Regions from separate parts of the Homo sapiens genome. Here region 2 is linked to region 1. A link is an interaction called in ENCODE POLR2A ChIA-PET data of the cell type or tissue named here. Cell type or tissue: GM12878. All regions are shown on one strand. Links, peaks and the distances in the headings refer to the core of each region. The heading gives the core; the rest is flanking DNA. Region 1 overlaps RNASEH1-DT (RNASEH1 divergent transcript). Region 2 overlaps COLEC11 (collectin subfamily member 11).

Evidence for each region. Peaks named below come from ENCODE experiments on the same cell type or tissue, not always from the same donor. Only the 100,000 strongest peaks of a DNase experiment are listed, where the experiment ranks them.
Region 2: POLR2A ChIA-PET joins it to region 1 with 5 read pairs; 9 of 35 experiments call an interaction of 5 or more read pairs at or near these places.

The regions. Positions count from the first base shown.
Region 1 is chr2:3,561,169-3,566,544 of GRCh38, reverse strand. RNASEH1-DT (RNASEH1 divergent transcript) reads right to left here. Exons shown (of 3, transcript NR_038429.1): 3 at 4,795-5,228. Among named protein-coding and RNA genes, the nearest start is that of RNASEH1-DT, 5.5 kb to the right of the region's middle. RefSeq lists enhancers at 1,856-1,905, 1,956-2,005. In GM12878, for the core only: no CTCF peak of the experiment used is centred there; DNase peaks (open chromatin) are centred at 1,924 and 2,794; H3K4me3 peaks cover 1,889 bases; H3K27ac peaks cover 1,847 bases.
Region 2 is chr2:3,622,500-3,627,875 of GRCh38, reverse strand. All of the region lies in intron 3 of COLEC11 (collectin subfamily member 11), which reads right to left. Among named protein-coding and RNA genes, the nearest start is that of COLEC11, 30 kb to the right of the region's middle. RefSeq lists enhancers at 1-349, 2,983-3,222, 3,253-3,472. In GM12878, for the core only: no CTCF peak of the experiment used is centred there; a DNase peak (open chromatin) is centred at 3,225; H3K27ac peaks cover 640 bases.

The DNA.
Region 1 (5,376 bases), core at 323-5,322:
ATGTAATAGGAATAATCATCATTTTCCTAATTATTCTTCGGTTTCAAAACCAAAAATTGGCAGGTCATGGTGGCTCACACCTGCACTCCCAGCACTTTGGGAGGCCTCAGGTAGATCACCTAAGGTCAGGAGTTAGAGACCAGCCTGGCCAACATGGCGAAACCCCATCTCTACTAAAAATACGAAAATGAGCTGGGCGTGGTGGCGTGTGCTTGTAATCCCAGCTACTGGGGAGGCTGAGGCAGGAGAATCACTTGAACACGGGAGGTGGAGGTTGCAGTGAGCCGAGATCGCGCCACTGCACGCCAGCCTGGGTGACGAGAGTGAAACTCCATCTCAAAAAAAAAAAACCCAACAATTACACTTTTAAAAAACAATAAATTTCTTTCCTTTTTTTTTTTTTTTTTTTCTGAGACAAGATCTCACTCTGTCACCCAGGCTGGAGTACAGTAGTGCAGTCACGGCTCACTGCAGCCTTAGCCTCCCAGGCTTAAGCAATCCTCCACCTCAGCCTCCCAAGAAGTTGGGACCACAGGCACGCTTGGCTAATTTTTAAATTTTTTTGTAGAGACAGGATCTCACTATGTTGCCCAGGCTGGTCTCAAACTCCTGGCCTCGAGTAATCCTCCTCCGTTGACCTCCCAAAGCATGAGCCAACGTACCTGGCCAAAAAAAATAAATTTCAATTGTATTTTATTTATTTATTTATTTAATATTTTTTTGAGACAGAGTCTTATTCTGTCGCCCAGGCTGGAGTGCAGTGGCCCAATCTCGGCTCCCCGGGTTCTAGCGATTCTTCTGCCTCAGCCTCCTGAGTAGCTGGGACTACACGCCCGTGCCACCACGCCCAGCTAATTTTTGTATTGTTAGCAGAGACAGGTTTTCACCATATTGGCCAGGCTGGTCTCGAAATCCCGCCTCGGCCTCCCAAAGTGCTGGGATTACAGGCGTGAGCCACCACTCCTGGCTAAATTTCAATTTTAAAGACATTATTTGAATTCAGTAAAATGTGTAATATATGAGCTAAAATCCACACTATAACAAAAATATTTCAGCTTGCGGTTCCCACCGCCCTGTTTCACTGATTCAAATTTTAAGCACAAGTGATCACATGGAATGAAGTGAAGTAAAGCAAGTTCTCCTCGTTTGTCTTTATAGTCATAGTGCTACCACGGTTCACTTCAAACCTGCTGTTTACATGCAGGAGGTTGCAGTGCCCATCAGCTGGATCAAACTGTGCCTGAAGCTAGCACTCTGCTTCTGAACCAAATAAACTTCTTGTGGCTGAACGAAGACGTGTTGGAACCAAGTGCATAGCTGGGAGCCCTTGGGATTAACTCCCATGTAAGACATGTTTGTTAAAAGATTAGGGATAAAAATGGAATTATACACATATAATTACAAGAAAGTTTTTTTTCTGGGAAGAGTATTTATCACTGACAGTGTTTAGAATTCCCGGTGCTCAGTTATAATAACAGAGCACCCTGACTTTCAGTCGGCTTGATCAGTCTTTTTTTTTTTTTTTCGAGACGGAGTTTCACTCTCGTTGCCCAGGCTGGAGTGCAACGGCGCGATCTCGGCTCACCACAACCTCCGCCTCCCGGGTTCAAGCGATTCTCCTGCCTCAGCCTCCCGTGTAGCTGGGATTACAGGCACACGCCACCACACCTGGCTAATTTTGTATTTTTAGTAGAGATGGGGTTTCCCCATGTTGGTCAGGCTGGTCTCGAACTCCCAACCTCAGGTGAGGCTTGATCACTCTTTTAGGTTCTCTGTGGCTAAGGTGACGCCCACACCCGAATGAAGTTCCCCTTCCCCAGCCTCAGGCATCCATGGCAGGAGGTGAAGTTGTGGGGATTGTTGATAATGGATGGAATGTGAACGAGTTGCATCAGGAAATGCAGGCTGAGCACAGTGGCTCCCGCCTGTAATCCCAGCCCTTTGAGAGGTCAATACAGGAGGATTGCTTGAGGCCAGGAGTTTGATTCCAGCCTGAGCAATATAGTGAAACCTTGTCTCTACAAAGAATTTTTTTTCTTTTTTTTCAGAGACAGGGTCTCGCTCTGTTATCTAGACTGGAGTGCAGTAGTGTGATCATAGCTCCCTGTAACCTCAAAACATTTTTTTTTTTGAGACAGAGTTTCACTCTTTTTGCCCAGGCTGGAGTGCAGTGGTGTGATCTCAGCTCACTGCAAGCTACACCTCCCAGGTTCAAGCGATTCTCCTGCCTCACCCTCCCAAGTAGCTGGGATTAAAAGTGCCTGCCACCACGCCCGGCTAATTTTTTGTATTTTTAGTAGAGACGGGGGTTCACCATGTTGGCCAGGATGATCTCAATCTCTTGACCTCATGATCCACCCGCCTTGGCCTCCCAAAGTGCTGGGATTACAGGCATGAGCCGCCACACCCGGCCTCAAAACATGTTTTTTTTTTAATTATACAGGAGGCGCACACCTGTAATACCAGCTATTTTGGAGGTTGAGGTGGAAAGATGACTTGAGCCCAGGAGGTTGAGGCTGCAGTGCGCTATGATTGCGCCAATGCACTCCAGCCTCGGCGACAGAGCAAGACCCCGTCACAACAACAAAAAATGAGAAAATGGACATTTATGGCAAACTACTTCTGCCCCGAGATTTCCTGTGGGTTCTGCGTGATTGGCTCTCAGGGTGTGGGCAGCTAAGGTTCCAAAGTGTACTGTTTAATCCTAGCACAGCACAAATGGCTTGCAGGAGATAAGGCAGAATCTCATCAGCACATCAGGGTAAGCACCCAGCTATCATGGGCTAGACCCATGGAGAAGCCGTGCTCTGGGAACCCCCCTCCTCCTTCACTAGAGGCAATGAAATGAAGCAGTAGCTCCTGCTCTGACCTTACTGCTCCCAGAGTCCTTGTGGGTACTAGTTCCAGTCTCAGACTAACAGCCAGAAGATCTGCCATTGAAGTTTCAGTTCCAAAACTAATGCGATGACTTTGGGTAAGTCATAAAACCTCAAGGGTCAGTTTCTTCATCTGTTAAATAAAATCGACATCTGCCCTGCCAGCCTCACAGGGTTGTTTTAAGAAGGAGATGGAATAACAGAAATGAAGGAGGGAGGCCGGCTGCTACCACAGGGCAGGGACTATCACCCACTGTGGCCTCCAACCTGATGGTGCCTCAGAGTCAGCTGGGGCTGCCCAAACACAAACCGCCGGGCTCCACCCCCAGGGATTCCCATGCTGAGGTCCGGGTTGAGGCCCAGAATTTCCATGTCTAATGAGTGCCCAGGTGGTGCTTTTGCTGCTGATCCAAGGACCACACTTTGAAAACCATGACTTAGGTTTAGGAGGACGGGCTCTGGAGGCAGGTTTGAGTCCTGGCTGTACCACTTCCTGTCTACATGTCTGAGGACAAGTGACTTAATCTTTACATTTCAGCTTTCTCAGCTATAGACAATATAATATTGAGAGTGCAAATTAGTTCAACCATTGCGGAAAGCAGCATAGTGATTCTGCAAAGAACTTAAAACAGAACTACCATGCAACCCAGCAATCCCATGACTGGGTATATACCCAGAGGAATCTAAATCGTTCTACCATAAAGACACATGCAGGTGTATGTTCACCACAACACTATTCATGATAGCAAAGATGTGGAATCAACATAAATGCCCATCCACAGTAGACTTGACAAAGCAAATGTGGTACATTTACATCGTGGAATACCATGAAGCCATAAAAAAGGAACGAGATCATGTCCTTTGCAGCACTATGGATAGAGGTGGAGGCAAGCTAAGGCAGAAACAGAAAACCAAACACCGCGTGTTCTCACTTATAAGTGGGAGCTCCACAGCGAGAACACAGGGATATTAGGAGGGGAACGGTGGGCAACGGGGCCTACCTGAGGGTGGAGGATGGGAGGAGGGAGAAGATCCGAAAAAATACCCATCGGGTACTAGGCTTATTCCTCAGTGATGAAATTATCTGTACACCCATCCCCCATGACATGAGTTTACTCATGAAACAAACCTGCACATGGACCCTCAAACCTAAAATAAAAGTTAACAAAAAATTTTCCTGACCAACCTCTTCAGGAAGAGGGGCAATCCTCGTGTCACAAGCAATGCCAATAAAGAACAGGAACGCCACCTTTTTCAACTCCTGAGAGATGAATCCAACGTCTGACCCTGCATTGCATGCACTCTCGCCCACGTCGGCTCTCATCCCCACACTCCTCGTTCCTGTCACCGGCCTATGCTGTAAACACCCTAGCAGTCACAATCAGTCACTTATCTGTCTTATGGGTCTATTATTTCATTCTCTGTCCTGCAACCGAAGCTCTGCGTTGTCTTACCCATGTTTAGAACAGCTCCGTTCAATGATGAGAGTCACACAAGCCATCTAAACTTTTCTGGTGGTCACATTAGAAAAGTAAAACAGCAAGAAATAGTTTTATTATTATTATTAAGATGGAGTCTCACTCTGTCACCCAGGCTGGAGTGCAGTGGGACAATCTCGGCTCACTGTAACCTACACCTCCCGGGTTCAAACGATTCTCCTGCCTCAGCCTCCCAAGTAGTTGGGATTACAGGCACTCACCACCACACCCGGCTGATTTTTGTATTTTTAGTAGAAATGGGGTTTCACCATGTTGGCCAGGCTCATCTCGAACTCCAGACCTCAGGTGATCCACCCGCCTCAGCCTCCCAAAGTGCTGGGGTTACAGGCATGAGCCACTGTGCCTAGCCACTAATTTTAAATGTATTTCTTTAACCCAATATATTCAAAATATTATCAGTTCAACCTGTAATCAATATACAAAATTAACAATGTGTTTTAATTTTTTTGGCAGTAATGAATGCCATGTTGGCTTTTATTATTTTTTTTTTCTAATTTTAAGTTCCAGGATACAAGTGCAGAACATGTAGGTGCTATATAGATAAACATGTGTCATGGTGGTTTGCTGCACCCATCAACCTGTTGTCTAGGTTTTAAGCCCTGCGTGCATTAGCTATTTGTCCTACTGCTCTGCCTCCCCTCGACCCCCACCCCTCTTAAAATTCTTTTTATTTTTCACACTGAGTCTTCAAAGTCCGGTGTGTATCATACAGCACATCTCAATAGCCACATGCAGGCAGGGCGCGGTGGCTCACGCCTCTAATCCCAACACTTTGGGAGGTCGAGGTGGGCATTGGACGATGCAGGTCTGGACAAGTGCCTGGTATATTGTGGGCACAATTCTTGAATGGACCCTGAGAAATAAGCAGAAATGGTTTTGTTATTCCTAATTTACAGAGTATAATAGATAATGGCAATAGTGACTTTTATTTGAGTTTATGTCATGTGTCAGGAATAGGCTATGCATACATTTATTATTTCATCTAAAATCTCATCCTCAAA
Region 2 (5,376 bases), core at 247-5,246, 61 kb before region 1:
ACTGGGACAGGTGCTGAGACCCACTTTGTCATCACGCCCAGTGTTATGCCCAGCATCATCGTGTGCAGCATTGTGCCCAGCATCGTCGTGCCCAGATTCACGCTGTTGTCATGCCCAGCATCGTCATACCTAGATCTACCATCATCATGCCCAGCATCGTCATACCTAGATCCACCGTCATCGTGCCCAGCGTCACTGTGCTCAGCGTCATCGTGCCCAGAGTCATTATGCCCAGATCCACCCCATCATCGTGTCCCATCTTCATGCCCAGCATCGTTGTGCCCAGAGCCATCATGCCCAGATGCAGACCGTCATCATGCCCAGTGTCATGCCCAGCATCATCATGCCCCGATCTACCGTTATTATGCCCAGATCCACCCCATCGTCGTGCTCATCGTGCCCTCCATCATCATGCCCAGTGTCATTGTGCCCAGATCCACCCCATCATGCTCATCGTTGTGCCCATCGTCGTGCCCAGCGTTGTGCCCAGCATCACCATGCCATCATCTTGCCCAGCATCATCATGCCCAGATCCACCCCATCGTCATGCCCCCCGTCATCATGCCCCCCATCATCGTGCCCAGTGTCGTCATGCACAGCATCGTGACCAGCGTCATCATGCCCAGGCGAAGTTGAGTTGCAGCCCCCAGTTTGCCCAGGACTGCAGTGGTTCCCAGGACCCTAGAAACCAGGAAGTCTTGGCCCCCAAGTTCCCGCAGAGGTCACTGTTTTTCTCCAGGTGAGTCTCCACAGCATAATGCCATGGAAGCCACAGATGTTCGTGACCGGTCATCAGGGAACTGCCACTGTGCCCCCGCTGCAACGAGCTAGAAAGCTATCCACTAGCACCCAGCTAGCAAGCCCACGGGCAGAAGAGCCAGTGGGCCAGGGGAGTTGGCAGGGCTGTGTCCCACTGGAAAGTGAGACTCCAGGGAGGGTGTGGAGGGTGGTGGCGGCTGAGGTCCTGGTTCCCAGCCCATCTGCGCCCCCTGGGGCCCGGGCACCGCCTACCACACAGGCAGAGCGCCCAGGGTGTCCTAGGTCTCAGGGAGGAGATTCATCCCAGGTTGTGTATAAAAAGTCCTAAGTTTATTCCATTCTCTCTTTGACCTAATGTCCTTGTAAACATATTCCATTCTCTCTTTGACCTAATGTCCTTGAGAATAAACATTATCCAGAACAGAGCACTTACAGCTGACGGAAACAGCCACGATTATCAGAAAGAATGTCAGTTGGTTATTGCAGAGGCCGGAAGTCATGCTCATTCCCTAGTGAGTTCCCATGAACAAAAGCACCAGGGCTCAGACTTTCTTCTGTGCAAACGGAGAATAATAACAGCAACCACCAGGCCACCAGGCACCAGGCAACTGCCGCATCCAAGACATTGTGCGTCTATCCTTCCATTTAACCCTTCTGGGAGTCATGGGAGGTAGATCCCCACCCCCCACCCCCCATTTTACAGGTACAGAAAAAGGGGGCTTGGGAAGACGAAGCTGATTCCAGAAGCTGACATAACTGACAGGTGGTGGAGCCACGATACAGACAGGCCCAGCGAGCCCAGGACTGTCTGGTTCCACGTCTGTGGTCTCTGCACTGCTCAGCTGAGGCTGGGACCGCATTGTGCCTAACAATATTCCTCCCTCCCAGCAAACCACGTCCATCTAGAAATGGGGCTTCTGCTCCAGTTCTGTCCAAGCCATGTGGCCATGGGAAGAGTGGTTGCCTATTCTCTGCATCTCAGGGTCCAACTTAAGTGTGAAGGTGGGATTTCCAGATCCATTACCCTGTGATCCCATTTCTACAAAGGACGAGGTGCACTTCCTTTTGGAGATGTCAGAAGCTGTCACGACTGGCTGTGACTGCTGGAAAAAGTAAATACAATGTTATGACTATCCCTGCCTGACAACTCAGATAATAGAGATGTTAAATAACTTTGCAAAGTCTGCCAGGTATGGCGGCTCATGCCTATAATCCCGGCACTTTGGGAGGCCAAGGTAGGCGGATCTCTTGAGGTCAGGAGTTCAAGACCAGTGTGGCCAATGTGGTGAAACCCCGTCTCCACTAAAAATACAAAAATTAGCCGGGCGTGGTGGTGGGCGCCTGTAATCCCAGATACTCAGGAGGCTGAGGCAGGAGAATCACTTGAACCCGGGAGGCAGAGGTTGTAGTGAGCCAAGATTATGCCACTGTACTCCAGCCTTGACAACAGAGCGAGAGTGAGACTCTGTCTCAAAAAAAAAAAAAAAAAAAGTAAAAAAGAAGAAAAGAAACTTTCCAAACTCATGGGTCCAAGCTGAGGCACAGAGTAGACCCCTGAGTGCTAAACGCCCCTCCCCTAAGCTGACTCCCTGGGATGCCAAATGCCACATCCCTTTATGGACTCCTAGCCCTCCCTGTCTCCAGATTTCAGAAACCCTGAATTACGAGTAGCCTCCCGAGTGCCTTCCCTAACCCCCGCCCTGGGCTGGGTCCATGGCCCCCCACCCACCACAAGGCAGCCAAGAACGCTGTCTCAGCAGTCGCTGTCCTGCACATCCTGCCTCAGGCTCACCCTCCATCCGTGCCCACCCCTCAGCAGGGACCTGAGGCCTGCTTGAGCATGGAAGCCTGACCTACACCTGAACATCAGTGGGGACAGGCCTCGGAGCCTGAAAAAGCCTGCTGCCACTTCTAAGTGGGAGAAGGAAGGAAGAAAGGAGGGAGGGAGAAGGGAATTCCTCAGAGGTTTTAATAGAGAATCCTTGCCGCCTTGGATCAGCAAACCATTGTGTTTGTGGATCCTTTGATTAAGATTCTTTAAGAGGTAGAAATGAAAAGAGTCTATCAGACTTTAACCCCATATCTCTGGGGTAGTCAATGTATGTTTAATGACCCTCTGTAAATCTATCAATCTAATACTTAGGAATAACTACTATATCAGGGACTTGGAACCACTTACTCGCAGGATGGCAGAGTGTGATCCACAAATCCCTACCCTTGAGGAATGTATAATCTAATTAGGAAGACAAGACATGCACACATGGGTGATGTTAGGAGGATGGCAGAAGAGGAGCTTTCTACCATAGTCCCCCCAAAGAAGCTTCCATGTTGACAACTCCCCATGAACAAAAGTGTCTTTGTAGGAGTCTGGAAGTCCAGTGGAGAAGTTCCAGCACACTGTTAGAGAAAAAAATCCAAGAATAGATGCACTGATGAGGGTAAGAACAGTTTCACTTTACCCGTGTGACCGTTTCCCACAACTGTAAGCTGAGCAACTGTGAGCTGAGCAACACAGCTCAGTGCCCAGGGAAACCCCCTTGGCCCATGTTTTTTCCCACTGGAGTAAGTGAAAGTGTAGTAAGTGAGCTTCCAGCTCCCCCAGCCATGCAGGATGCTGCCCAAAAAAAGTCTGCTTCTTTCTTGTCTCACCTCCAATACTGAGGTGACTGACATGGAGGAGAAGTTGGGAGAGACTGGGAGCTAGGAAGAAAGGCTATGGACCCTAATAATTGCTCTGCAGATTTTATTAGGAAGCCCCCCAACAAGCTGATGGAGACGCCTTTCCTGTGAACCATCCCAACTGGACCACGGGCACCCAAATGCTCACATGCTTCACCCAACACTCTGCCAGCTCCCCAAAGGCACCCCCACAGATGGCAAGTGCCAGCATCTCACACAGACAGATAGCTTGACTGTGTGGGATGGGGAGGGAGAAGGCACAAGAACTTGAGCATTTCAGAGCACTGCCCTAGGGGAAACTAATGAGAGGCTAGTAGCACCTAGACTGCCTTTGTGGGATCAAGAAAAGGCATATACTCTTTAAAAATTCACCCCTCTCCAAGAGAAGCAAAAGGTGTGGAGCAGGTGCATCCACAGAAATGGTCTGAGAGAGCCTCAGAATCCCTAGCCAGGCTGTTTTGTAAAGAAATCTCTCTCCCAAAAAAAGTCCATAAAGACTAGAGGAGGTGACTGCTTTTGCAAATGAGAAAACAGCAATGCAAGACTTCAAGGAATATAAAGTATCAAGGAAACATGACATTACCAAAGGAACACAATAATACTCTAGTAAACCAATCCCAAAGAAATGGAGATCTACAAATTGCCTAACAAAGAACTCAAAATAATCATTTTAAGGAAGCTCAATGAGATACAAGAGAACATAGACACACAACTCAACAAAATCAGAAAAACAATACATTAAAAATGAGGAATTCAATGAAGAGATAGAGATTTTTTTTTAAAAAAAGAACCAAACAGAAACTCTAAAGCTGAAGAACAGAATGAATAAAATTTAAAATACAGCAGACAGCATCAAGAGCAGAATTGATCAAACAAAAGAAAAGAAAGAATATGTGAGCTTGATGACAGGTCATTTAAAAATATTCAATCAGAGAAGAGAAAAGAAAAAAGGCATTAAAAGAAATTAAGAAAGCCTGTGAGATCTAAAGGACACCATCAAGAAAGCTAACATTCACATTATGGAAGTTGTATTAGGAGAATATAGAGAGAAGCTAATAGAAAGCTTATTTAAAGAATTAATGCCTAAAAAACTTTCCAAACTTGGGAGTGATGTGGACATCAAGGTACATGAAGCTTAAAGTCTCCAAATAGGTTCAACCCACAGAAAACTTCACCAAGATACATTATAATCAAACTACCATAAATCAAAGACGAGAAGAGAATTTTGAAAGCAGAAAGAGAAAAGAAACTCATCACATCCAAGAGAACCCTCATAAGGCTATCAGCAGACTTCTCAGCAGAAAACTTGCAGGCCAGGAGAAAGTGGGATCATATATTCAAAGTACTGAAAGAAAAAAACTGGCAATAAGATTATGTACTCACAAAGCCATCCTTCAAAAATAAAGGAAACATTAAGAGTCTCCCAGATACACAAAAGCTAAAGAAGTTCCCACTAGACTTCCCTTACAAGAAATGTAAAGGAAAGTTCTTCAAGCTGAAACAAAAGGATGCTAATTAGTAACATGAAAACATTTAAAAGTGTAGAGATAACTGATAAAACTATATACTTGCCTTAGTCTGTTTTCTGTTGCCATTACTGAATATCTGTGACTGGGTAATTTATAAAGAAAAGAAATTCTTTTTTACAGTTCTAGAGGCTGGGAAATCCAAGGTCAAGAGGCCACATCTGATGAGAACTCTCCACAGAGTCTTGAGGTAGCACAGGGCATCACACAGTAAGGAGGCCCACGAGAGAGGCCACCTGGCTTTTATAATAGTCCCACTCTCATGATAACTAACCCACTCCTGTAATAACCCATTAATCTATTAACTCATAAATGGATCAATCCATTCATAATGTCAGAGAACTCATGATCCAGTCACCTCCTAAAGGCCCACTCTCTCAATACTATTACATTAAAGATCAAGTTTCAACGT